Linked DNA regions of Mus musculus: region 2 is linked to region 1. The links are chromatin loops, found by intact Hi-C in ENCODE. Cell type or tissue: gastrocnemius. All regions are shown on one strand. Links, peaks and the distances in the headings refer to the core of each region. The heading gives the core; the rest is flanking DNA.

Region 1 (13,005 bases), core at 1,618-9,617:
CCAATGTCAGCCTTTGGCTTGAACGTGTACTCTGATAGGTGCACGTGCAGGCATCCCAATACACCGAACGAAGAAGCAAGAGGGCAAGCAAACCAACTGGCTGGAAAGATGGCTCCCTTGTTAAGGGCATTTGCTACTCTTGCAGAGGACCTGGATTTGTTTTTCTGCACATCCATGATAGCTTATAACTATCTGGTTAAGTTGAAGGTCAATGAGCTTAGTAAAGTACTTACATGAGTCTCGTTTCGAATGAAATTTCGCAGATCTCCATGCTTCATATAGGGCAGGACCACCAGAGGAGACCCTTCACTCCTCAGGCAGATTCCCAAGAGTGAGAGAACATTGGGATGGCTGAAGTCTTTCATGATGATTCCCTCAGTCAGAAACTGGGAGACCTCTTCTATATCTGTGATTCCTGAAAAATTCAGTGTTGAGACTTTAGCCTCATTGGAGGACAATGAATACTTTTTCAAATTTAGGTAGCAAGAGAAAAAAAAAGTCCAAAACCAGCAGGTGACACCTTGTCCAGTTGCTTCAACCACAGGGTGTTCTTTCTACAACGTGCCTGAGTGAGTGGTGTCTGGGGCAGAAAGGTCTTTTTTTTTTCCCCACTTTCCTTACCTATCCTGGGGTAACATCTGAGAATCCTACAACTAAGAACTGATTAACAACAGAAAAGTATGAGGTCTTCTTTAAAAACAGTTTTATTTATTATTACAATTAATATGTATATGTGGGGGTGGGAGAAGAACAGATGATGGTGAACCACCCACAGTGGCTGCTGGGAACAAAGCCCAAGTCCGCTGGAAGAGTAGGAAGTTCTCTTAACTGCTGAGCATCATTCTAGGCTCACATAACATCTTTTGAAAATGAGCTTTATAAGACATGGGGGCCTTCAGAAATGGAGATCTAAGTACCCAGGGGAACTATTCCTTTCATGCTTGGATTTGAGGAAAAATGGACAGTTGTGAAAAACATGACTCGATCAAAAAGCCTGTGACCTAATGAATGGAAACTACTGAAGGGGAACCCAGCAAAGCTCATCTGTTTGGCCATTGTCCCTCTCTCTGGGACATCGTCCCTTCTTCCAGGGTGTAAGTAGGACCCTTTCTATAATGAGGGTCTCATGAGTGGCTGGCAGACAATGTAAGTCAGGGAACATTTTGTGGCCATGCAGCTCAAAAACAAGAAGAGGATGCTCAGAATAATATTTCAAGGGACTATGCCTGGCTTTTGGGAACAAGGGTTCTAGTTTTTATGATTTGCCCTGGTGGGGAGAAGTTCTAATTTTTGAGGCCTACTTCTACTTTCAGGAATAAAGCAGGCCTGGGGTGAGAGAGACAAGAGATAGTCAGAAGAGGCCTGACAGAGGCCTTTTAGTTCAAAGGACTCAGCAAACCAATCCGATGTAGTGTAGGATATTGTTTTCTCGAGCCTCAATGGTGTCACCCTGTGCAGTGCCAACAAGTCATCACTGACAACATCATTTGTAAAACAGAGTTCAGGAAACAACTGGTCTCACGCAGAAGCCTAGGTTGTCTTATACAGATACAAACCAAGGAAGCACACTGTTCCATCCGGGCAGCGTCCAGGGTCTAGGCTGTCAAGTTCTGTTGTAGTTGGTTAGTGTTCGGCTTTATGGGCCATGTGGTGCTGTTGCAAATACTTAACTCTGCTGCTGAACCATGAGAGTGTGGACAGTAAATGCCTGGGGCCCAAACAATGTCACCCATGAAAATAGCCAGTAGGCTATGGTTCAGTGATTACTGATCTAGGAGAAGTTGTGGACCAGTCACCATGCGGCATATGTAGGTAGCTCCCCAACTCCTTTCTGTATTGAGGATTAAACTGAGCCTTGTATATGTAAATGCTCCACCAGTGAGTTCCATCCTCTGCAACTAAGTGGGTTACATGCGTTTGAGTTCATGCAGTGTATTCGTGTGTGTGTGTGTGTGTGTGTGTGTGTGTGTGTGTACACAAAGGTCCGAGAATGACATCCATTTCCTTTTTGTACTATTCTTTTGAGCCAGGGTCTCTCACTGAATTTGGATCAAGGCTGCATGTCAGCAAGCCCCAGTTATCCTGGTTCCAATCCCCATAGTTCTGGGGCTATAAACACTTGTGGGCATGCTGGCCTTTTTTGTGAGTGCAGGGGTCCTTATGCTTATTGATGTTACTCACTGAGCCCAGAAGAGCTAGTGGTTAGTGTAGTATATCCTAATTACTTCTAGAACGACCTACCAAGGGCATGATGGCACACCCACAAAGAGTTAACAGCATTCACATAAATGTCATGACTTATCTCTTTGATGTTCCCGAGAACCAAATGTGTTCTAAGGCCTGGATGATGATGGAGGTCAACGTGGACTGACAACAGTAACCACAGGACAAGGACAGAAAAATGGCTTGGGATTAGGGCTGTTCTGAGTATAAATGGCAACACTGCTTTCCTTTGAGGTCAGTTTATTGATCGGTATACTTAATCTACCACAGATTGCTGCTGAACTCCACGTAGACTGTCCCTTTAATTATTTTTGTAGTCAGGTATCCAACAAAATTAAGCGTATAGAATGATGCTCATCATGGAGAATTGATGGATGTTTGAAAGAGCTGAAGTAGTTCTGGTATCAGAGTGCCTTGGAGGGAAGCCTACCGTTTGCACTTTCGAAGCTTATTAGATCTAATACAAATCTATAATGTACTTTGCTAACATTTTCCAGGTGGCTTCAAATTCTAAGGTATAAAATTACAAAGTAGCAAAGCAAATATGTGAGCTCTGTCAATAGAGGCGGAGCCGGGGATCCTCTCACGTGCAAAGTACACTGGCTTGTACAATGTCACAGTTGTGCCTCTGCATCAGTAAAGACTAAGTTTATGTTCATAAGCATACTTTGGACTTTAAAGAGAATGAGCATTTGATCTTAAGAGTTTTCTATGTAATGGCTAAATTTTTAAGAAGTATTGCATTAAAAGGGGACACGTTGCATCTCCTTAGGAAACGTATTTCTGTGGGACACCTCATTGCCTAACCGTGGATAAGTGAGGGCTACCATCCTTAATGATTTGTCAGTCCTCTGCCAGTACATTTCTCTCCTGCTCGTATTACTTCAGTTATCGTTTTTTTCTAAAATGGAGTGCTGGTTAAAAAGTGTAGTGTAGTAGTGTCTCTGGGCAAAATGAGTCATTACTATGGTATGTGCCAACGCTTTCAATAGTTTCCATAAATGTCATTTGCAAAACAAATATTATAAGTTGAACGTGGCTAAATGGTACTCAGTTCATCTAAGAGACTCACCGCCCCTCCTGCCTTACTTATTAGTTCTCCGTAGGATAATTTCAGAGGGACTATCTCAATAAGTGTTTAGACTAAACACATTTTCAGGATTAATTCCACAATTTCAGTAGCAGATGCCTTTTTTCCACAAGGGAAAGTGCAAATGAACACTTCATTATTTGCAAACCACAAATGTTCCCTTCCGTAGTAAATGCAACTTACTATTTAAGGATTTCACAGCACAGTGAATTTTCTTTCCGTCATTGTCCAGCAAAGTCCCATGATAGACACAGCCAAAATGCCCTATTGAAAAAGAGAACTTGCTAGAGTTAAACTGACTTTATGCAATAATTATTTATTAAGCCTTTTTTTCTGTAAGACAAAAAAAATGGTACATTGCTTATGACACTTTGATTAACAACATCACTCTGTGTGGTACAAGTGTGAGATATAAATATAGATGCATTACACTTCTCTCCATGCTATAAGCAATGTGATTATTTAATATATGGTGCAAATTGTAGTAATATGGCTTCTTTTAAACGTTAATATACCAAAGTATCAAGTCATTGGGGTATCACTGGACACAATAATAGCTTCTGCATGAAAGGAAATATATTATATTAAGGATAAAATAATATTAAAGAAAACATGTAAATAATTTTATCCACTTGAATACGTGTAAAATATGTCCTCTATAGTCTAGTAACTGATTATAAATAATGTATTATAGAGTTAGGGTTTCCCCTGTTAGTCACTGGTTAATATGTAAGCCACTTTGGCAGGGATCAAAAGACAGTTGCCCAAATGGAGCAGATTCCCAGTGACTCACTTCATACATTTCCCTCTGACTTTAACCACTCATTTCCCCAATAGCAGCCTCTCAACAGAGGCGGCAGTAATTTCTCCCAGAGGTGCCAAGTGTCTGACGGCTGTGTAAGTCATTTAATTAATTCATGGACTTCGGCAAGCTGTCCTGAGTGCTTACTATATGAGGTATGGGGCTATCCTCTGTGACTTACACAAAGATGAATATAATAAAAGCCATGCTCATGAGTGGTCACAATTTTCCATGTGTGTGTGTGTGTGGGGGGGCATATAAACAAACAGTAGTTAATACTGATAGTTTCTTAATGACTGTGACTTGGGAGAAATTATCACCATGTTATCACCTTTCATTAAAAAAAAGTCCTGATTTTACAACACGTAGAGTGAGTATTGGCTTACAGAGAATTCCACTAGGCTCCTCCCAGGGACGTAGGATCTAGCAACAGCTTACATCATCACCTATAGCCATGTATAAGGCTGATATATAAGAGGAATGCTCGCACCCCACACCCCAGGTCTCTCTCTCTCTCTCTCTCTCTCTCTCTCTGTCCCCATCTGTTCCTGGAAGGCTTTTGCCCAATATTAAAACTTCCTTTTATGTGAGGCCTGCTGTCACTTGGCGTGGTTGTTCGGGGTGACGTCTAGGCACAGGCCCACCGAGATGCTCCCTCCCTCTCCATTACACTGCTGTTTTATAAAATACAACAGTGAGAATATAACCAGTGAGACTATATCTCCAATACTGGACCACTTACTGGAGTTACAGGCCAGCAATATAACCCAATCATACACTCGTGCACAGAGGCCCCTTTTCAGGAAGAAACAACGTAGATACTCAGCTCTGGATGCTCAGAAGGACCAGTGTTCACGTACCGCCACCCTGTCACTTTCTCCTGCACCACCCTGGCAAATGCCTATGCAACCTCTTTAGAGCATTTAAAATAGGAGTAGCCCAACCCGAAGCCACTACGTTTAAAAGGATTTTACAGTAGATTTTATCTCATGGCTTCTGGTTGGTTTCTCTTCCTGACAAATATTTCCTCCAATAGTGTTAATGTTTGAAGTTATCGATGCTCTGGCTAGCTTCTTGCAAATAGTCATTTTTTGTGTGTGAAGAAATTGGAGTGCATTGTGGAGATGATATATGTTGCCTTAGATTAGGGGAGGGCTATAAATTCCCCGTATCCTGATGCTGTCCAGCAGTGTACAAGCCGCTATAGACTAGATTTTGTTACAGCTCTCAGGATAAAGTAAGATTGAAGAGATAAAGGAGTGAAAAAACTGGCATGATTTTCCCCCAAGACACTGTAGTTACTGTGAGAAATATGAGGGAGAAATGGGGTCTTCTCTCCTGTGATAATATCCAAATGATTCCACGCACAGGGCAGTCTCCATGACTATGACTTTTCATGTCTGTATTTCTGCAGGACAAAACTCGTTATCAGGCTCTGTCAGGAGCCCTCAGCATTGTCTAAATTCCTAATCTGCAAAACAGGAGATAAATGGCTTACTGGAAAACTGTACTTAACAGAGAACTGATGGAAATACTTACCTCTTCCTATGACTTCATTGAAATGCACAATCAGGCTGCTGGGTCCAATCACTACGTGCTGAACTGCTTGGACCAGCTCTGGATTTAGAGCACTGAGGTCAATGTGAACAGTATTTTGTAGTAATGGGCTGGATATATCAGAGTCTCCACTTGTCAGGATAGGGGACAGGTCTGTCAGAGGGTATTGCACTTGTCTGCATGCTCCATTCTGAGAGGAGTTGGGAAACTGGTCTGCAAGATAAAGCAAATAGATACAGCCATGAAACCTCACTCATTGGGGTGTGCCTCAGGGGTGGTAAAGGGGATTAATAGTGGATTTTAACAGTAACGAAATGCTAGGCTGGGAACACTCTTTGCAAAGGAATGGTTGGAGAAAGATGGCAGTGAATCGGGAAAAGGCACACACACACACACACACACACACACACACACACACACACATGTTTGGACAGAGAAACATTTTATAAAGTAGAAAAAAAACCATTTTAAGTGAGCAGTGTTAACAATGGACTCTTGTTTGTCTGATTGGTTTCCTTGGGTATTTATTTCTCTTTTTATTAATACCAAAAAGCAACGCCTGAAGTTCCTTTTAAGACATAATCTTCCTCTAAGAATCAGAAGCAGTATGGACAGGTGATGGCTTCTAGGGGTAAGGGTTACTTTCCCTTAAGTGTGAGGACCCATGTGAGCACCATGTTCGACTACATGGCCCCACACCCAGGAATCTGTGGGTAGCACATATTGACCTACGTAAGTTATTAAAATGCAAAAAGAGGACATGAGATGGGGTGGGGAGGACAGGGAGTCAGCGGGAAGAGTAAGGCTAAAAACGATCAAGATGCATTGTATGAAGAGTCCCAAAGGGTTAACACAAGCATTATGCTAAAAAGGAAAAGAGTCAGAGGCTCGGAAGCAGTGAAAGTGGTTACGCAGTTGCCCAGGCCTGCAAATAAACAGTTTAGATATAAAAAATAAAAAATAGATGCCGTTTGAGATGACGACTTACTAACGGAAACGATAAGTGTCATGGGAACTCCTGGACAAGGGAATATGTACAGAAAAATACATACAATCAATACAAGTTGAATATCCCTTTCAAAAATGCTTGGGACCAGAGACTGTTGAGATTTTGAATTGTCTCAGAGTTTGAAACAGTGACATGGACTTTAATGGTTGGTCATTCATCCCTGATCACACAATCTGAAATTTAAAATCGAAAATATAAAAACTTTTCAGCGTGACACTTCAAAGTATCCTAGTTCTTAAGGGCTGGGGAGATGGTTCTGTGGGTAGCAGCACTAGCTTAGCAAGCGTGAGGACTTGAGTTCAAACCCCCAGTTGTCATATAAACAGAAAAAGCATTGTGGAGACAAGACAGGTGGATCCCAAGAGTTTCTAGTGAGCCTAGCAAAAAAAAAAAAAAAAAAAAAAAAAAAAAGGTGAGCATCAGGTTCAGTGACAGAGCCTGTCATAAGGTATCAAGGCCAAGAATGATAGTAAAGGCTACTGACATCTTGCTCTGGGCTCTACATGTAGGTACAAGGACATGCACATACAGGCACACACACACACACACACACACACACACACACACACACACACACACACACACACGCACACCACAGAGCTTTCAACTATTTTTTTACTTCAAAATTTTGGGCTATGATTGTCAACCTGCACTTATATATTGTTAGAAGTGACTAATGCGACATTCTCAGGCTTGGGAGTCTTGCACAGTAGTGGTAAGTGCTCCCACATTATGGTGGGGTCACAGAGTGTTACGGCTTCTTAGAGCAGGCAGTTGGATCTGTGTTAGTGTGCCCTACCACTGTTCAGTTGAGGATGTTTGGGCAGGGCTCAGTTTCCCACTAGCCCATCTTTACAACCAAAGTGACCCTTAAGCAAGGTTTCTTTTGTAGGGAGATGGCAGTTTCATGCCAAGTTAAGGAGCTGTGGCACTGAGTGCTTTTAAACCTAAATGAGACAAAGAAGCCACTAGGTGCTTTGCATTTCCCACTGGAACACCACCCACAACAATGACTGGACATTAGAATCACAGCAACTGGCTGGCAGTTTGTGTGTGTGTGTGTGTGTATGTGTGTGTGTGTGTGTGTGTGTGTTGAGGACTTCTTAGTGCTTTACATTCCTCACTTGCCTAACATGTATCATCATGGCTAGGAAACCCCATGTCTCCCTCCTGGCTTGCTTTCCACCTGCTCCTTGCAGGCAGGGAAAGTAAGAAAGGCAAAGGGAGGCCATCCTAAGAGAAGAATGAGAGAGTGCACATCCCAAACCTAGCCAGTAGCAACTGCAGAACTCTTTCTATAGCTGTGAGAATAATTTTCCCCCGTGGGGACTCAGAATTCTCTATGACATTTCAGCAGGATTACATACGAATGATCTGAACTGGCTTCTTTGTGTATTGGAGGCTCAGGAGGAGTTTCCTTCAGGAGACCTTTGTTTTGTATCTTACAAAAGATTTTCCTCAGCCCCCAAGAACCTACAGCTCTGAACTCCAGATGCAAAGGAAGGTGAGGGTAAAGGAGCAAGGTTAGAAAACCCTCATTTGACTCCTTGCTATGGAAGGGCCAGCCAGAGAACAAGTCTTCCTTTTTCCTTTACCCATCTACCATTTGTGAAGACCTCTTCAGAATTCTAGAATCTTCTTGGGAGGCTGCATTCGTTTGTTTTGAGCTACAGATTATTATGACTATAAAGGCCCTTCCAAAACTTTCCTGGAGGTATTTTTGAGATTTATTGTCTGGCTGAGTAAGTATTATTAACCAAAAGAGCTACTGTGGAAAATACTAAACATGCTTAAGTGGAGTTAGAAATAGTCATGACGTCATCAGCTTTCTTAAGTACTGAGTTTCTTGTTTGATTGCAAGTAAACAATATTATCTGTTGTTGCCACTGGGGACCACTTATCTAATCCACCTTTCATCTCGTACACCACACACACACACACACACACACACACACACACACACACACATACACACACACACTCTTTAAAGATCAAGAAAGTGTTATGGTGTGTGTGCTTGTATGTGTTTATATTGTGCTTATGCCAGAGGTCAATGCTTGGCGTCTTCCTCAGTCATTCTCCACTTTATTTCTCCAACTGAATCTGGAGCTGCTCTGCCAACAGACTCTGATGATGTGTGCCCTCCATGCCCAGGACATGTGACTTTTATGTACGTTCTGGTGACACAAACTCAGATCTTCTTTCTTGGGCTATAAGCATTTTATAGACAATTATCTCCCATGCCCAGGAAAGCTTGGTAAAGAGCAGTTAGTTGCAAACCTCAATAATTCCAGGTTAGAGCTATTAAAGATGGTTATGAACTACTACTTATACCTCAAGTTTAAAAGCATGCATTGAGCTTGGTTCGTCCACATTCTTAAAGGACTGGGTTTCCTTCTAACAGTGAATGGAGTCCTGTGGGGCATTCGGTAATCTCTGGAGAACTAACCCAAATCTCAGGAAGGGCAGGCAACAAGCGGTGAGAAACTTGGAATGTTCAGTGTCTCACTGCTGGTGTACTGGCTTGGATGAGCAGCTTCTAACTTCTCAGTATCCACACTGTCTGTGACTCACTTTATTTATCCAATGGTAGATATTTCAACAGGGAAGTGCTTGTACTTGACTCATGTCCTGTAACTTCTAAAGATAATGGCCCTGGTACAATACAGACATTTTGCTTTGTGTAAGACATGTTTAAGTAAAACAATGTGAAATGCCCTGGCCAACCTGACCATTTGTCGGTCTGGTGTTTTGCAAAGCAGATGCTGTTGATGAATAGCAGTGCTGGAGGTTTTTCTTGGATGCATCTCAAAATATATTCAAGTTGTAGATGGTGCTAGGCAAAAGATATGCTCATTGAGAATGTTTTAAAGATGACTAATGGCATAATTCAAAAGTTTCCCCCAAAAGATAGCACTTTAAAATTACATTGAAATAAAAATACTTTATAAGTCTAAATGAAGGGTTAAGGAGAACATCTCAGGTCTTAGAATGGCTGAGGTAAGTTACCTTGCTCAAATAATTCTAAAGTGAACCTGTCTGTACGTGAGCAGAGAGCTTGCAGATGCTAAAATTCCAATATGATACCTGCATGAGTTTGATTTTAAAGTGAAGGCCATGCAATTCTGCATCAAGTTTAGCAGAGGTCAACACCTTTTTTTTTCCTACTTGTATAAAAATATCAGGACAAAAAGCAAAAAGCAAGAACAATGCCACAGCTCACAGAGGTCTATGTATAGATATTTCTCAGGATAGTAAACTGAATTATACCTTCTGGAAAAGTAGCTCTGTAGTCTACAGACTCATTTGAAACCATCTCTGTAGTTGGACTTACACTTCGGGCACTTACAAGCCTATCCAAATGAGGAGTGTGTACTCTTGCGTCATAGCGAACTAATTCACTGCCCAGATCTTAAAACAGAGAGAAAGAGAGAGCTTGTTAAAGACTTTGCTGTCACAGGTCCCAGGAGACTTTGACCCAGTGCCCAGAACTCACAGCCTTTTATGAATGCTTATTAGACAACCCATATATCTCCATGACAGTGTTGAATGTAATCACTAAATCACTATGGTAGCTTCTTAGACAATAAACAAAATATGCACCTTTATGCTTTCTCTTTCTCATCCACAGGAAGAGCCCGGATAATAACAAAACTACTACTGATATTGAGACCGCACCAATGATCAATCCTGCAAAATTCTGATCCGGTTGAACGATCACTTTTCCAAGAACAGTTGAAGAGACTGCTTGCTTCCACTGGAAATATATAAGAAGGAAAGTCAGATTTTGTCCGAGGTTGATATAAAATATACTATCTATGGGGGACCAAGTTTCTCTGGATTCCAATTAGCACCCTGGTGGCCATTATTCTAGAAGGTGCATTACAGCCTTCAGAGTAAGTGAGAATTTCCTTGATTCTGCCTCAATGTCCAGATAATTAGGAAATATTGATTACCTAAAGCATGATTTAGATAAACAAAAATATTCTTTGATCTTGAGGAACTAAAGAATAATGAAGGGAAATGGATCGATCAAGTATTATGATACCATTGAAGTATGAATAAATGAAACTGATGCCCCATTTGGGAGGGTGGAATGCATAGCAGAAAAAATTTCTCAGAAGAGGGGAGACCATATAGGATAATAAAGTCTCATAGTCTATTTCTACTTTGATATATAGAAGAAATCTGTGGTTCCTCCCAGCTCAAGTGCTTTCTGATTTTTAACTTTGATGGTCATTCTGAAATTTCTACATTCGGTCTCAGATTTTGTAATTCTTTTGTATATTTCCATTTCTTAACGTTTCCAGAATATTTCAGGAATCCTTCAAAGCTACCATTTCTAGAGTAAGCAATATATGATATGCATGAAATAAGATATCATTCAGCCATAAACTAGAATGAACCACAAAAATATTTGCCAAGTCAAATGAGCAAGATGCCAAAAGACAAATATTGTATGATTTGACTTAGATGAAATACCCAGGTCAGCAAATTCATAAAGAAAAGAAGTAGATTAGAGGTTACAGGGCTGTGTTACCGCAACTTAAAGAAATTTACAATTTAAATGTTCCAAGCCCCTTGAACTGTACATTCCGAGTGGCAAATTATATGATTTATGCGCTATATCAAAAATAAACTGTTAAAAATAATAAAAGAAATTCTTCTTCTGGGTCATCTGACTTAGTTGTGGATGCGAAAGAAGGTAATACAGAACAATTGGGGGCGGGGTGGAGAGGTGGCTCAGTGGTTAAGAGCAGTGACTACCCTTCCAGAGGTCCTGAGTTCAATTCCCGGCAACCACGTGGTGGTGGCTCACAACCATCTGGAATGGAATCTGATGCCCCTCTCTGGTGTGTCTGAAGACAGCTACAGTGTACTCATATAAATAATAAATAAATAAAACTTAAGAAAAATGATAACAAAAAGATTGATTAAAAAAAAAAAACAACATCAACTGGGTTTCCACTTTACTCTGCCAAGTGGATACGATTCTTTTTATTTATAGAGTTCTATGCATTGTGACCACTGAAGTGGGAAGGCCCCTTAGCCTGGTAAAAAGAGGGAGAAGGGACAGTCTTGCATGTGCTCTGTTCCTTCGGAGAACGGCAGCATGTTTTGGCAAGAGTGTGGCATGACTTTTGAGAATCATACTTTTGACCCAGGGGAAAGAGACAGTGTGATTAAAAACCTAGACATTTCTCAAATCACAGCTAGGAACTGAGGCTGAGCTGATGAGCTAGAGCCAACATACAGATGAGCTTTAATGATTTATTTTAAGCCTCCTGGTGACATAATTACAACGGCATCCCTATTTACATCATGAGAGGCTTGCGGGAACCCCACCTCTATATTTAGCTCGCTGTTCAGTTTGAGCAGGTCACTGGGGACTGTACACAACACAGCTCCAGAGTGCCAGTGGAGACTCTCGCAGCTCTGATTTCCAACTTTTAACACTTCACCTTTAACTGCTTCAGGGTCAATATTGTTTCCCTGGAAGGGAAAAAGAAAACAGAAATGAAAGGTCATTAACACTTCACAGGTCAGTAGGAAGGCTGGCAGTTCTAGAAGGAAGCCAAGAATACAACAAATGCAGACGCTGTTTTCCAAGAAATCTGATTTTTTATGGTGTTCAGCTTCATGGGAGTTGAGCTGGCTGAAAGGGAGTCTGAGCATTTCAGGACACTGGGCAGGAATGATAAGAGGAGATTTTCCATCAGGCTCAGTTTTAGAGAAAAGGGAAGGAGATATTGTTTGTGTCCTTACGTTGAAAACTCTCACGCATAATTATCTTATTACTGTCTTCACATGAAGTATGGGCGTTTGGCAAAAAAGAACACAGCTTCGAGCTTAGCAGCTAAACCTGCTGATTGGCTTAACACTGTCGTTTGCAATGATTCACTTTTAGCACCACACTGAACACTTTGGAAAATACCAAAGCCCAGGTCTCATCTCCAGCGATCCAAGGAACTCCCTCGACAATACATTCCGTTAGCTGTTTGAGTTCAGCAATTTCTTTTGATTCTGCTTAGTTGAACAATGCACATAAATAAATTCATTTCAATGAAATTCCCAGAAGATGCCGTATGACCTTCATTAGGTTTTGAGAGCACAATTGCATTATTTTAAATAATTATGTAGTTTCTTGAGGACTATTAAACATTACCCAACTTGGCATAGTTAACTTGAGTTAACACCAGGAATGTTAAATGTTAAAACATCAACATTTTGTTCAAGAAAGCAATCATTAGTCTTGGGAAAGAAGTGCAAACCTGAATACATTTTTTTCATATCAAGACTTAATGAGTAGTAATTTATTAAATA
Region 2 (13,005 bases), core at 3,355-11,354, 68 kb after region 1:
GAGCCCAAGACATTTTTCTCATATTAGTGCTGGGATTATAAGCATAGACTGCCACACCTGTTTTTTTTTTTTTTTTTTCACATGGTTTCCTGTAACACAACTCCCCCATGCTTACATAATAAACATTTCACTGACTGAGCTACCTCTTCAGCCCCACATGAATTTCATAAGATATTATCTTAATCATTAATCAAGATTAATTTCTTAATTTTCTTACAAAGAATTTGTAAATATTTTGAATATTTACAAATATTCATCAACCACAGAATAGCTTCCGTGTCTTTTTTTTTTTTTTAAGACAGACGTTTATTCTGCTTCATACCAACTTTTAAGCGAGAAGCCTATATGACTTACCCTATTGAAACAGTGCTCATGGTTGGGTCCGTAAAAATGCTGGAGACATCTCACGTTGTTTTTGTTGACAATCTTGTTGAAGAAGTCATTGACATATTTGATGGGGAATGCACAGACTGCTGATCGATTCACAGGTTCAGCAGAATCTGGCTTGCTTTGTGCAAACACCCCGAAGAGAATGTCATCAGAAGGGCTAGCTCCTATTTGCTTAGCAAGATTGGCCCCTGGTTTACTGACATACGCGGCTTGGAGGATATTAAACACTTCTTCCCTTGTGGATCTCTTCCTTCTTTTTTCTGTCAGGATGCATTCCAGGGGCATTTCCATGTAGGAGTGCAACCCAGAGTCTACGGAACAGAACCTGATTATTCTTGTATGAAAAGTCTGAGCATCTAGAGTTTCCTTTTGGACAGTCAGAAAGTAAATAAAATGGTTGCTTTCGAAGGCATGTATGTACTTTATGGGGTAGGAATCTTGGAATTCTGGTAAGACATCAATATAGGACTGGTCTGTCAAAAACTTAAAACCATCTTGGGTTTCCTTCAGCCGTCTCACCGATATCGAATGCAGTGAATAACCAGGAGGATAGGAGGAATTGATCGTATTCCCCACAAAGAAATTGATGAACCGGTCCTTTTCCGACAGGAGGACTTTGGCTCCGAGGGCACTCACTACACAGTCAGGACACTGCCCTGACTCCTCTTCTGGGGAGAACATGCAGTGGACCTCAGACTGGATGTCAGCAGAATTGTCAGGAGGAAGGACATGCCGCTGGCAAGTCCCTCTGTTGACACTGCCACAGCTAATGAGTTGATCATCATAGTATGTGTCAACAAGCAGAGCCATGTTGATGTTGTCTTTCCAAACCCCTCCTGATGAATTGGCTTTGCTGCTGCAGTCCCGACAAGGTAAACAATCTGGGTGTTCCAACACGGGCCCGGTCTTGAATTCGGATACCTTCTGAAGGTCTTTGTCATTTAAAACATAAATGTAGTTTGTGGCTCCGAGATAAATATGATGGCCGTGTAGGACGACATTCTGGATGGGGGTTTCTGCCGTGAAGTTGGGGAGCTGATACTTCATGTTCACGTTCATCTCAGACTTCACTAGGGCCTCCTTGCACTCCCCATGGCTCCTCTGCACCAAGGACAACAGCAGCACCAGAATGCCAGGTGCCAGCACGGTGGGAGCCTTCATTGTGAGGAGTTGATCTGCCAAGACACATTCAGGCAAGAGCCCTTTAGTCGTCATTAGAAACAAAGAGAGAAATGGAAGCATGACTCCTCCAGCTTCGATATCAGAAATAACATTTCCTAACTGGAATTTTATTTACATAGAATGAAAAAGAAAAAAACTGCTAGCTAGCTTCACATAAAGATGTATTGTAGGGCTGGACATGACTCCACATAGTTTAATTTTAGAAGTCAGGCCACAAACGAGTCATGTTCAAGGACCATTCTGTGATGCAAACAATGTTCTGTGTTGAGGCCACACAGCAACTGAATGGCATTCAGCAGCTCAATAAGAAACACAGCACATTGTGTCTTAACCCTTGCTGCTTGCTTAATGTGGGTTTCTATCTGTGGCTAATGACTAGGTTGATGCTTAAACTTTCTTGTTTAGTCAAGTAAAGGAACTGTGGCTCAGATTCATTTATTCTAGAAATCACAGCAGGCATTGTTTCCTTGGGAGCATGTAGAATCACTAGGCTAAATTTAGCTTCCTTTTGGAAGAAAACAATCATAAATCCTAGAAGCAAGCAATCACACGCTGTTTATAGGATTTGTGTGTGTGTGTGTGTGTGTGTGTGTGTGTGTGTGTGTGTGCAGGGAAAAGGTATGGTAATAATTTGGCTATAGTTAACCTATTGTTTCATACAGACAAATGCTTAATGCAAGATCACCAGGACTTCAAAACAAACAGCAGGCAGAAATGCGTGAAAGTAAAATTTAATCTTCGGAACTGAAGTTTTAGAACTATTTCCCAGGAAAAAACAACATATTGTTCATTATCAAGCCAAAAAGCTCTTTAGTAAAAAGAACATTATTTCAGTATTCCGTGGTATGCAATTGGACCAGTTTTTCTCCCAGGAACCATAACTGGTTTGTTCTTCCTTTTTAAAAAACATAAGGGACACAGGTTAAAAACATGTGAATTCTACTGATAATAGTTATGGGCGGGGTTGGGTATTGTTATGCAAAAGAGAGGCTTTAGAAGGAAAGGTAATTACCTAACATGAGCTGAATGATGCTTAAAACCATATTTGGCACCACAGTGATGGCAAAGACTACTAACCTTGGATGTATGAAACCACACCAAAGTCACCAAGCAACTAATATGTGCATAATTCTGTGCTTACACTATGGAAAATGGAAAATGGCTCATGGTTCCTGCCTTTCACAGAACCTAAAAAAAATGGCTACTATGTAACACACATAGACTGACAATACTACCTGGCATTAAGACACTCCATACAGGACAAATCCCAAACTACAAGCATCAAGAGTCGGAGAGATGGTCCCTGTATTGGATTATGATATGAGAAACAGGCACATATTCATCATGTGGTGAGGTCCAGAAGAGAGAGGACGACATCTGTCTGACTCATTACTATATTCCAATATTGAGTACAGAGAAGCCTGAAACATAGTCTGGCATTAAACTAATATATACCGAATCTCTGTGTAAATAAAGATAAGTAGTATGGGTCAAAACCAAGAACCTTAGTCCATACTTTCTGACTTAGGTTCTCTTGCATTTCTAAAAATTGGGAGCTTTAAAGAAATGGTTGACCAGCAAATATAATGGCCTGGAGCGAAGTAAAAGAGGGCCAGAAGCAATATATTGCCCCTAAGAACAGAAAGAGATAGTGACGCATAGTTCAGTACGTAGCATTTGACATCTGGCTAGACAGAATAAAAGGAAGGTAAGGATGATGGGGAGTCATCCGGGCAGAAGTAGACTGAGTTACAACAGCATGGCAGGCAGCAATAGGAAGGTGGCTAAAAGATACAGATTTTAAGCATGCCAAGTTTTATTATGTAATGGGAACCGAGAAAAGGTCTCCCATAGGAATGATTAGGACAGTTCACGCTATTTATCAGGAATCAGGTGCTTGGAATTCATGAGGAATGAATTTTCTGAGCAGATGGAACACCTATGCCAAGGAACCGAGGTGAATAATGAAAGCCTTCTGAGGAGAGCTGCCATTATGGACGAGGGATGTGAGTGGTCCAGGTGAGACACATCTGCTTTGAGTGATCCGGTAGCAAGTGGAATTAGGAAGGGATGCAAATTCAAGACTCTGTGTAAAACAAACTGCAAAAAGCTGATAACTAAAACCTAGGTTGGCATGCTTGGCATGGTGGGACAAGATGAATAAGGAGATGGTCAGCGAGTTAAATCTGGGCGAATACCTACAGTAAAAGAACTAAAGGAAGAGTCAAGAAGGCTCAGGTCATTGAGACATCAAGAGATTGTTTCAGGGTTACAGAAGCCAGGTGAGGGTCTCAAGAGGCACCTAGCTCATACAGGAAAGAACTATCTGTTGCCCTTCAAAGAGTAGTTTCAATCCATTTAATTGCGGCTTTCAAAAAGGCTGTTAAGGTGCACGGAGTGTGTGTTTTGAGGAAAAACAAGCAGAAGGCAACAGCAGTTGTTTGGATTTCACTCTTAAATTGTAGGAAAGATGTATGCTTATTTGCAAGACTTTCCCTTCTTTTACTAACACTGCTTCAGTACCAACAAAAACAGTGCCCTGCTCTGGAAAGCTCATAGTCCATTGGTAGAGGCAAATGAGTTATCAGCTGTGTGAGTTGGGAGGACACCAGACTGTAAATGAGGTTAGAGTTCATTCCTCAAGGAGGACAGTGACTGAGGTGTCCTCACAGATACAGTGGCTTTGTGCAGAGCAGAGACCAGTGGGAGGCACGTAACAGGGGCAGGATGGTGGCAAGTAGTAGAGCCTGAGAGGTGGGGTGACAGGCACAAGTGAGTGATAAGGCTGATGATGCAATACTCCAAACGAGTATTTCCAAGATTCCAGGAGCAGAAGACTGGTCACAAGGTTCCTATAGAGGTCCATGTAGAGCCAGAGATGAGAGGTCACAGGACAATACAAGAGCAGTGAGGATTCAGAACATAGAAAGTCCATGTTCTACAAGTAAGTCAGAGTACATGAACATGTGTTTCAAGTAATGGATATAAAGGAGGGGTTAGGGATTTCAGCTGGAGGAAGAGGTTCAAAAATAACCAAAGAAGAGCATGCAAACTGAGGCCAGCAAGAAATTCAAAAGAACAGCATTAAGCTAAGATGTCTTACCTTTAAGATAAGATACATTCAACCTGTCGTGGCTACCGCTTCGCGTGCATGAAAGAGAAGAAACCTAGCACAGACAGTTGAGGACATGGTGGTCTTTGGGATCCATGTAGAGGTATCTGAGTGAGGATATAGGATTTCAGGGGATGTGTAACGAAGCCAGAAAGCCACACTAATACCAGAGAGCAAAGGAAAGCTTCAATAGGCTAAATTACTGGAAGAGGTATAAGCCATATAATAGTAAAAACAACAAAAATGTGCACTGCGTGCTTACCACATGCCAAGCGTTCTGCTACACCGTCAGCTTTCTCTCCACAGCCATCCTGTGAAGAAGGAAGTTGATTAGTATCCTCTTCTGGATGAGGGTGCTTGACAGAAGTCACCCAGTGTGAACCAAGACTCAATCCATGCCTAGCCGACAGTCGCCCATGCCCAGATGCTTCATTAACACCGAGAGAGAGAGAGAGAGAGAGAGAGAGAGAGAGAGAGAGAGAGAGAGAGAGAGAGAGAGATCACTGCCGGAGCAGGTTTCCCCATCAGAGCTCCAATCCCAGCCCTTCCCTGTCTAGCCATGTGACTTAAGGTCATTCATTCACCTCTGCACCCACAGCTCAATATTCTCATGGGATTGTTTTTTTTTTCCATTTTTTATTAGGTATTTAGCTCATTTACATTTCCAATGCTATACCAAAAGTCCCCCATACCCACCCACCCCCACTCCCCTACACACCCACTCCCCCTTATTGTTTTTAAGTATAAAAAAAGAGCGGACAGTTCGAAGATACATGACCATCTTAGAGTATATATGGCGACTGGAGCTGAACTTGCTATTTTTAAGTGTACTTCTCATTGTTCAGAAATATACTAGAATTTTTTTTTTTTTTGATGCTGGTGAGGGAAACAAGAGGGAATAAAAAATAAGGATAGGAGACAAATTGTCATATCAGTCCAGAGTACATTTTATGAAAAATTGTTTCTTAACACGACACACATCAGTATATCTTCCAGGAATGAGAACACAATCTTTATATTTTTCTCCAAAAAACTGAAGGTAAATAAATGAATGCTGACTCCCTAAGGGAAGGCCAAGCAATCTTATAACTCATTTGCATCCAAGCTGACCCAGTAGTGCAGTATTGAGTGTGCATGGCTTTTAGGTTTTCTCTTGTGAAAGAAGCTTCAGAATAATCTTTATTTTGTTTTTACATTCTGACGAGTTACCTATGTTTTTAAAATAAGAAACATGTTCTAAGGTTTATATGTATGTCACGTACCGTGCTGATGCTTAACAAACTAAAATCCAGCAAATGTATGAATGAGATTTTTGTTGTTGTTGTTGTTGTCTCATTGGATGGGACAGCAAATCAGAAGTAAGCTAGCAGGGAGGAAGGATGCTATTAATCACTTAATACACACCATTTTCTAGACCATTCTGTGCAATTAAGACTTGACCTGCCCACAGAGGTGTGTGTTGGTGAGAGCCGAGTGCCACGGGCAGACTCTGGTGCCCAGTGCACAGACACATACTCTGGTCAGGTGTATTATGGGATCCACCTCATTTCTGAGGGAGGCTCTTTGAATTCTTTGAGGAGTAGATGTTAGCATAGTGTCTGGCCCATGGTAGGTATGATCACTGTTCTTTCCTAGACTCGGAAAACATGGGTGGGTATCTATGATGTTTCAGAGACTGAGAAGAGTTGAAGGTGATTAAATTACTTTCAAACCATCAATGAGAATACAGAGTGATGGGAAGGAGAGACAATCACACAGCAGCTTAAACTCAAGGCGAGAAGTTCAAAGAAGGGAAATGTAGCCAGGCTATAGAGTTAAGTAGACTTAGCAATCAATTAGGATGCTTTTCTCATAATGCATTCATAATCTCGAGTAGTAGAAGCTAGTTTCAGTTTGTGGCAATGGAGCTACGTTGTATGACCCAAAGTAAGTCACTTAACTTCTTGGGCATCTTTCCCGATTGTAGAGTGAGTTTTGAACCAGTAGCATGCGTCAGTCCCCTAGCACTAGCTCAGTTACACCTGTCTTGTGAGTTTCTTCCCGACTTACATTTCAGCCACCTTATCTTGACAACCAAAAGTCAGCATGATGGGAGTGTTATTTCACAGGGATTGGCAAATATTGCACATTAGAGCTTTGTCCTTCCACCCTGGAATGGTTATGAAATATTTACTGGCATTCCTGAAGTGAACCAATCAACTCCAATGTATGTTCCAACTGTGACAATCCTGATCTCTGGGACTGCTTTTCTACAATTACCCGTCACTCCGGGGCCATCAACCTGAATATATGAGAATCGTGTTTACCTCACGACTCCAACTTTCTCCCCTAGCTCTATGCCAAACCGGGCTAGGACAAAAATTTGAATGTTTATGATGGTAGAGACTTCAGAAATATTCTCACTTCCATATATTTCTGCCTCCATCCATTGAATCCTGTGATGGGTCTGAATCAGACTTCAACACAGAATGTCTTGCTCTCTACTTCTCTTCGTTTTTTTTTTTTTCTTTTTGAAATAGTGCGAGTCATTTAACTGATTTTTTGACTAAATAAAACGTACAAAGATGATTCAAACAGACTGACTGATTCATTCCCTTGAAATGTGCACATAGCAGATGAAACCAAATCACCTATAAAACATTTTCTTATTTCTCTGCAGTTGGTTGCAAGAATACGCTCACTGAACAAACATTTCCTGGGAATGAGCACCCCTGTGCCATCTTGGTCATTAAGTTTGTGGTATTTAGGAGTCTCTTCATGAAAGACTGCCTGTTAACTATGAATTTGGGCTCAGGCCAACCTTCCAACCTGCCATTCAACTCTTCTCTACTACCTATCCGTTTCTAGTTTTCTTAGTGAACTACTTGGTCGCAGCATTGCCCCCAAGTCTAGCAATGTGGAGGATTCTCTAGGTTTCTATTGAGCAGGGTCTGTGCTTGCCAGCAATTCTATCAGCAGCCAAAGCATAGTGCTGTATTTAAGGACTGATTCCTCAGGGAAGTTTTCAGCAGGTGTAATGGGACATTACATCTTTTTAAAGGAGGAAAAACTTCATAAACTTTGACACAATTAACTTTGCTTTAGGGACTGATTTTTCCTAGAAGTCACATGGTATGTTACTCTGTTGAAAGCACCTTCTAGTTTGCAAGATATCCTCAGCTATATAATTTTTTTCCTAATTACAGTCATAAGGCAACTATTATTCTGATTTTTTCAGATGACATGTGTGTTGGAAGAGAATGAAATGTTAGCCAAAGGTGCACATGGAATCAAGGTCCCCTCAGTACTTATAAATTTGTAAAAACACACGATGCCTGTTTGAACTGTGCTTAATTAGTCGCAATTCTAGGGGAAAGGTTGTATTCAAAAGACATAGTACTTAAGTGAACAGTTATTTATATCCGCTCAGCTCCTATTGTCTCTTCCTCTGGCAGCTCTTTCGAAATCCCTCACTACCCCATCTACTGAGATTGCCCATCAATCATGATGCTCTCTTCTCACTGCAGGAAGAGGACGCTCACCAGTCTGGCGTTTCAATGAGCTCTAGTCGTCTGAGCCAGTGCTCAGTTAGGGTGAACATACGACCAAAGCAAGGACAACCATATGGATGCTGGCAGAGAATCACTCATGTTCAGAGATTCCAAAGATACAGATGATACTACCTTGCAGTCTCTGAGGACCATCTTGGCTACTGTGTGGGGAGAGCCAGCCTGAGTGTGAAGCTGATGCTGCAGGCAGAAAAGCTTAAACATGGAGAGGTGGAGGCTCTCACTACCAGTTGGCTATCTGTATCCCACCATGTTTTAAGGTTACAGGAGCCAGTAAAATTGTTTCTTGCATTCTTCCTTTTGGGTCAGCAGTTTCATAATGATTCCTTTATTCCTTGCAAATCACATACAAACAATATCCAGTAAAAAAATACTTATGGATTTGGGAGTTCATACATAAGATCAAATGGATAAAAGCAACTTTACATAAATTTTCAGAGAAGATCAGGCATGTTCAGGGTGGCATGGCTGGGGACTATGTACAGTACTCAAAGAAATGGAAAGAAAGGATTTCTCTGTGTTTTTGAACCATTACTCGTAAATACCTCCTCGACTGGCATCCTGGAAGCCTGCTCATCAGCTCAGACTGCTAAGGTGGTACACTCTCATCTTTCTCCTATGTATTTTTGAAGTAGAATATGTAGAATGAGCTCAAGATGAAAATAATGTATCCAAATGATGACCTGACACATACAACTCTAAAAGATTTCAGTACGTTTTATTATATAAAGAGAACTTGTTATTCTGGAAGATGGCCGAGATGCCATATTGAGGAAGTTAAACTATAAAACAATCACCCCTCCAAGTAAGAGGGCCAGCCTGAGTGTGAAGCTGATGCTGCGGGCACATCCCCGGAAATAATCGTAGCCCTCTATAAACTGATATTCTTTCCACTAGATTTAGTGTAGGATTATAAGGATGGAGATGGCTCAGGAGGCAAAGGGTTTGCTATGCATGTGTGGGGACCTGAGGGGATTCCTAGAACTCATACAAAGTGATGAAGTAGCATGCATGTCTGTAATTGCCAGAGACCCTGCTGCAAGATAGGAAGTGGAGACACGAGAATATTCAGAAGCGGGTGTCCAGTGAACCGGGCATACAGTGATAAACAAAAAGAGACCCTATCTCAAAGAGGATAAATGATTAGGACCAATTCCAAGGTTGACTTCTAACTTCTGCACAGTTACTATTCATGTGTCAATTCCACGAGGCAAGAAAATGAAGGATCATCATAATAAAGTTATAGCAATACAATTCTAATGAATAGAAATAAGTAGCACTGGGGGGTGGGGTGGGGAGTGTGGGGAAACACTGGAAAGTTCCAGATGCCAGAGATTTGAGAGGCTTCCAAGGCCCAATAGGGACGACATTAGCTGAAATACCCAACAGCAGGGAGATAGAACCTGAAGAAACTACCTCCAGTAGACAGACATGGGACCCCTTGGAGGGATTGGAGCACACACCTATTTAAAAAGTCTTAACCCCGCATTGTCCCTGTCTAAAGGAAATGCAGGGACAAAAATGGAGCAGAGGCTGAAGAAATGCCATCCAGAGACTGCCCCACCATGTGATCCATTCCATCCACAGACCCCAGATCCGGACACTATTGCTGATGCCAATATGTGCTTACAGACAGGAGGCTGGTATGCCTGTTCTGAGAGGATCTGCTAGCACCTGATTAAGATAGATGCAGATACTCACAGCTAACCATTGCACTGAGCCTGGGGACCCCAATGGACGAGTTAGGGGAAGGGCTGAAGGAGCTGAAGGGGATCACAACCACATAGGAAGAACAATATCGATTAACCAGACACCTCAGAGCTCCAAAGGACTAAACCACCAACCAAAGAGGATATAAGGAGGGATCCATGGCTCCACCTGCATATGTAGCAGAGGATTGCCTTATCTAGCATCACTGGGAGGAGAAATGCATGGTCCTGTAGAGGTTTGATACCCCAGAGAAGGGGGATGCTAGAGGGTGAGGCAGGAGTGAGTAGGTGAGTAGGGGAACACCCTCTTAGAGGCAAAGGGGAGGAGTATGGAGTTTATGGAGGGGAGACCTTGAAGGGGGATAACATTTAAAATGTAAACAAATAAAAGGATTCATAAATTTAAAAAAAGGGGGGGGAAATAAAAGAAAGAAATTTCTAATGACATTTCAAATACTGGTTTTGTAACCAGGCACAGTACATGGTGTTACACAATACTGAACAGATATTTTAAGCATCCACTACATGACACTCAGTTGTCCAAATACTGAGAAGTTCAGCTAGCTTGAAGACAGCAGGATAAACTCCATACCTTAAGTCTGTAGGCTAAATCAAAACATAAAGGAAACCACAGAACTATTGAGAAAACATTTTGTTACAACTTTTTTTTCCCTGAATTTTCTCCCATGCCTCTAGATTAATCTCAGTATATAACAGTAAAGACAATTTAACTTAACAAAATCATTTCTGGTGCAGTTTAATCATCTAAGTATAATCATACAGAAGAGCAGTGGCATGACACGGAAAACCTGGAAGCTTCCTTCTGCCCCTTTAACCACCATTGGAAATCACCATTGTGAGAGGATCTCGGGTCTGGGATTTCTCCCTGCCTAACCTCTTCTTTCCTTTCCTCCCTTCTCCTCTCCCTTTCTTTTACTTTTTTCATTTCTCCTCCTTCCCTTCCCTCACTGAGATTGATCCAAGGCCTTAAGTATACTAAGCAACTGATCTACCAAAGACCTACATCCCAACCTCAAGATCCTCTCACCAAAATGATTTCCAATGGTGGGTTAAAGTGACAGAAGGAAGCTTCCAGATTTTCCAGCCCTTCCAACTGCTGTAGTGGATGGTCATAGGCAAATAATCCAGAATGCACACAAGACAGTCTTATTTTTAATATTTAAAGATTAGTTTGTACCAAAGTACCTTTATGGCACTCTGACACGGCGTAGAACATTCTGGAAAGGAGCTGGGGTGTGGAGGGGAGAGCGAGTGGAAGGAGCTTAGGTGCTAGATGGATGTGGATGTGCCTTGCCTCTGCCTATAGCCTGGCCTGAGGCTTTTCTTTTGTTTCCGCCTTGTGGATTGTCTGTTGTCCACGAGGGTCTTAAATAAGTCACGGCTACACTGGCATTCATTTACGCACCGCACACCGACACCTAGTAAACATAATGCCTGTTTATTATCCTGAGTTGTGCCTCAGCTAGTTCTGCCAGCTCTCAAGAGAAATGAGGAAGTTGGCCAGTGATCTGGGAGAAACCACTCTGAACACCTGCCCAGGGTTTCATTCCTTCCTTTTCTCTACAAGTTAAATAGACTATTTGTGATTTCCCCATCCCTGGCCATCTTGTGGTTTTCCTTTAACTCAGTTTCAAGTTCTTGAAGCCCTTAAAGTTCTTCCAAGACAGAGGCTACAGTAAGAGCCAAACAGGAACCATTAGTTTAAAGAGTAAGCCCATATCCCCATAGAGATTTAGGAAGTGAAGATGTAGGAGTCCCAGTTACATTTGAACCTCAAATACTGGATTCTTTTTTAGTGTAAATATGTCCCATGGATGTATTTAAATTGCAATCCTAGTGGTAAACACGTAGAGAAAAATAAAGGAGTGACAGCTTTTGAAACCAACATAGCTTGGAACAAAAAGACTTGGGTAGGTTTTATTTATCTTGGGAGTAAAATAATTTTCTGTCTTCTGTTTGCCTGCTTTCTTGCTTTCCTTCCTTTATAATTAATGTTTTATTTGTACCGGAATTTGAACCAAATGCCTTGTATACGTGAGAAAAGTGTTCTACGATGTAGCTATATCCCAGCCCTTTATCTCTCTCCAGACAGGCTTGCTGAATTGTCCATGTTGTCTTCGAACATTCTCTGTGGTCCAGGCAGACCTTAAACTTGATCTCTCTCTATTTCAGCTTTTTCCATAGCTAGGACTAAGACACATTCCACCAGGCCTGACTCCATTGTTTTTTGTTTTGTTTTTTTAAGAATTTGTTTCCCTAACATGTACATATTTGCAAACTGTGCACAATTTCCCATTTTTATTTCATTTTTTGCTCCTGTTATATATCCAAAACATGTAGTTTTAAATATGGTCAATAGGGTAATTGAACTCATAAACTGATTTAAAATATTATATGAAAGTGTAACCATCAAAGGGCATAAACTTTTTGTTTAAAGAGAAGAGGTGTAATGAAGACAGCAACTTGTACATTACATGGAATTTCATAAAAAGATCTGTATATTTCTTAAAGATTCTAATATAAAAGGCTATAGAAGTACTCAAGTTAAACTTGGCACTAGAATAATATACAAGTGTTATAATGAATGGGTTTGGTGCCCTATATAATGATGGGCTTTAGAGCCACCCCTTCTGGGGTATACAAATGTTTCACTAAAGAGAGCTAGTGTTTTTGTTCTGATATTTACGCGGCTATCTCAGCCCTTTTCCCGATCAACATTTTAGAAGTTGAAAATGACAGACTTTTAGCCTAAGAAAAAAGCCGATTGTGCATTTTCTACTTTCAATATATGATTAAGATCATTGTCCAAGCCTGGTATGGCAAGAGTAAAGATAAGAAGAATAGAATACCATTCTAGCCTCAAGATTTTGCCTCATAAATTCATAATCTGTTAGCAAACATCTTTGTTCTTATAAGAATGGCTGACAACATGCAACTTCTGGGAAAAAAGAATAAATGGACATTTGTTTTACTATTGTGCATGTTGTAAAGAAAAATACCATTCAGAACATTCATTGAATTGTCAGAGTCCCATATGATGGAC

What was found. Hi-C counts contacts between places; a loop is a spot of excess contacts. Peaks named below come from ENCODE experiments on the same cell type or tissue, not always from the same donor. Only the 100,000 strongest peaks of a DNase experiment are listed, where the experiment ranks them.
Region 2: a loop joins it to region 1, with 2.0 times the contacts of the local background. A loop is called at or near these places in 2 of 42 quality-filtered maps.

The regions. Positions count from the first base shown.
Region 1 is chr6:17,546,119-17,559,123 of GRCm38, reverse strand. It overlaps Met (met proto-oncogene), which reads right to left. Exons shown (of 22, transcript NM_008591.2): 13 at 12,028-12,174; 14 at 10,285-10,438; 15 at 9,952-10,092; 16 at 5,655-5,885; 17 at 3,497-3,577; 18 at 234-415. Among named protein-coding and RNA genes, the nearest start is that of Gm52893, 11 kb to the right of the region's middle. In gastrocnemius, for the core only: no CTCF peak of the experiment used is centred there; DNase peaks (open chromatin) are centred at 4,184 and 4,731.
Region 2 is chr6:17,479,787-17,492,791 of GRCm38, reverse strand. Met (met proto-oncogene) reads right to left here. Exons shown (of 22, transcript NM_008591.2): 2 at 4,947-4,995; 3 at 355-1,565. The coding sequence starts at 1,551. Among named protein-coding and RNA genes, the nearest start is that of Met, 22 kb to the right of the region's middle. In gastrocnemius, for the core only: no CTCF peak of the experiment used is centred there; a DNase peak (open chromatin) is centred at 8,270.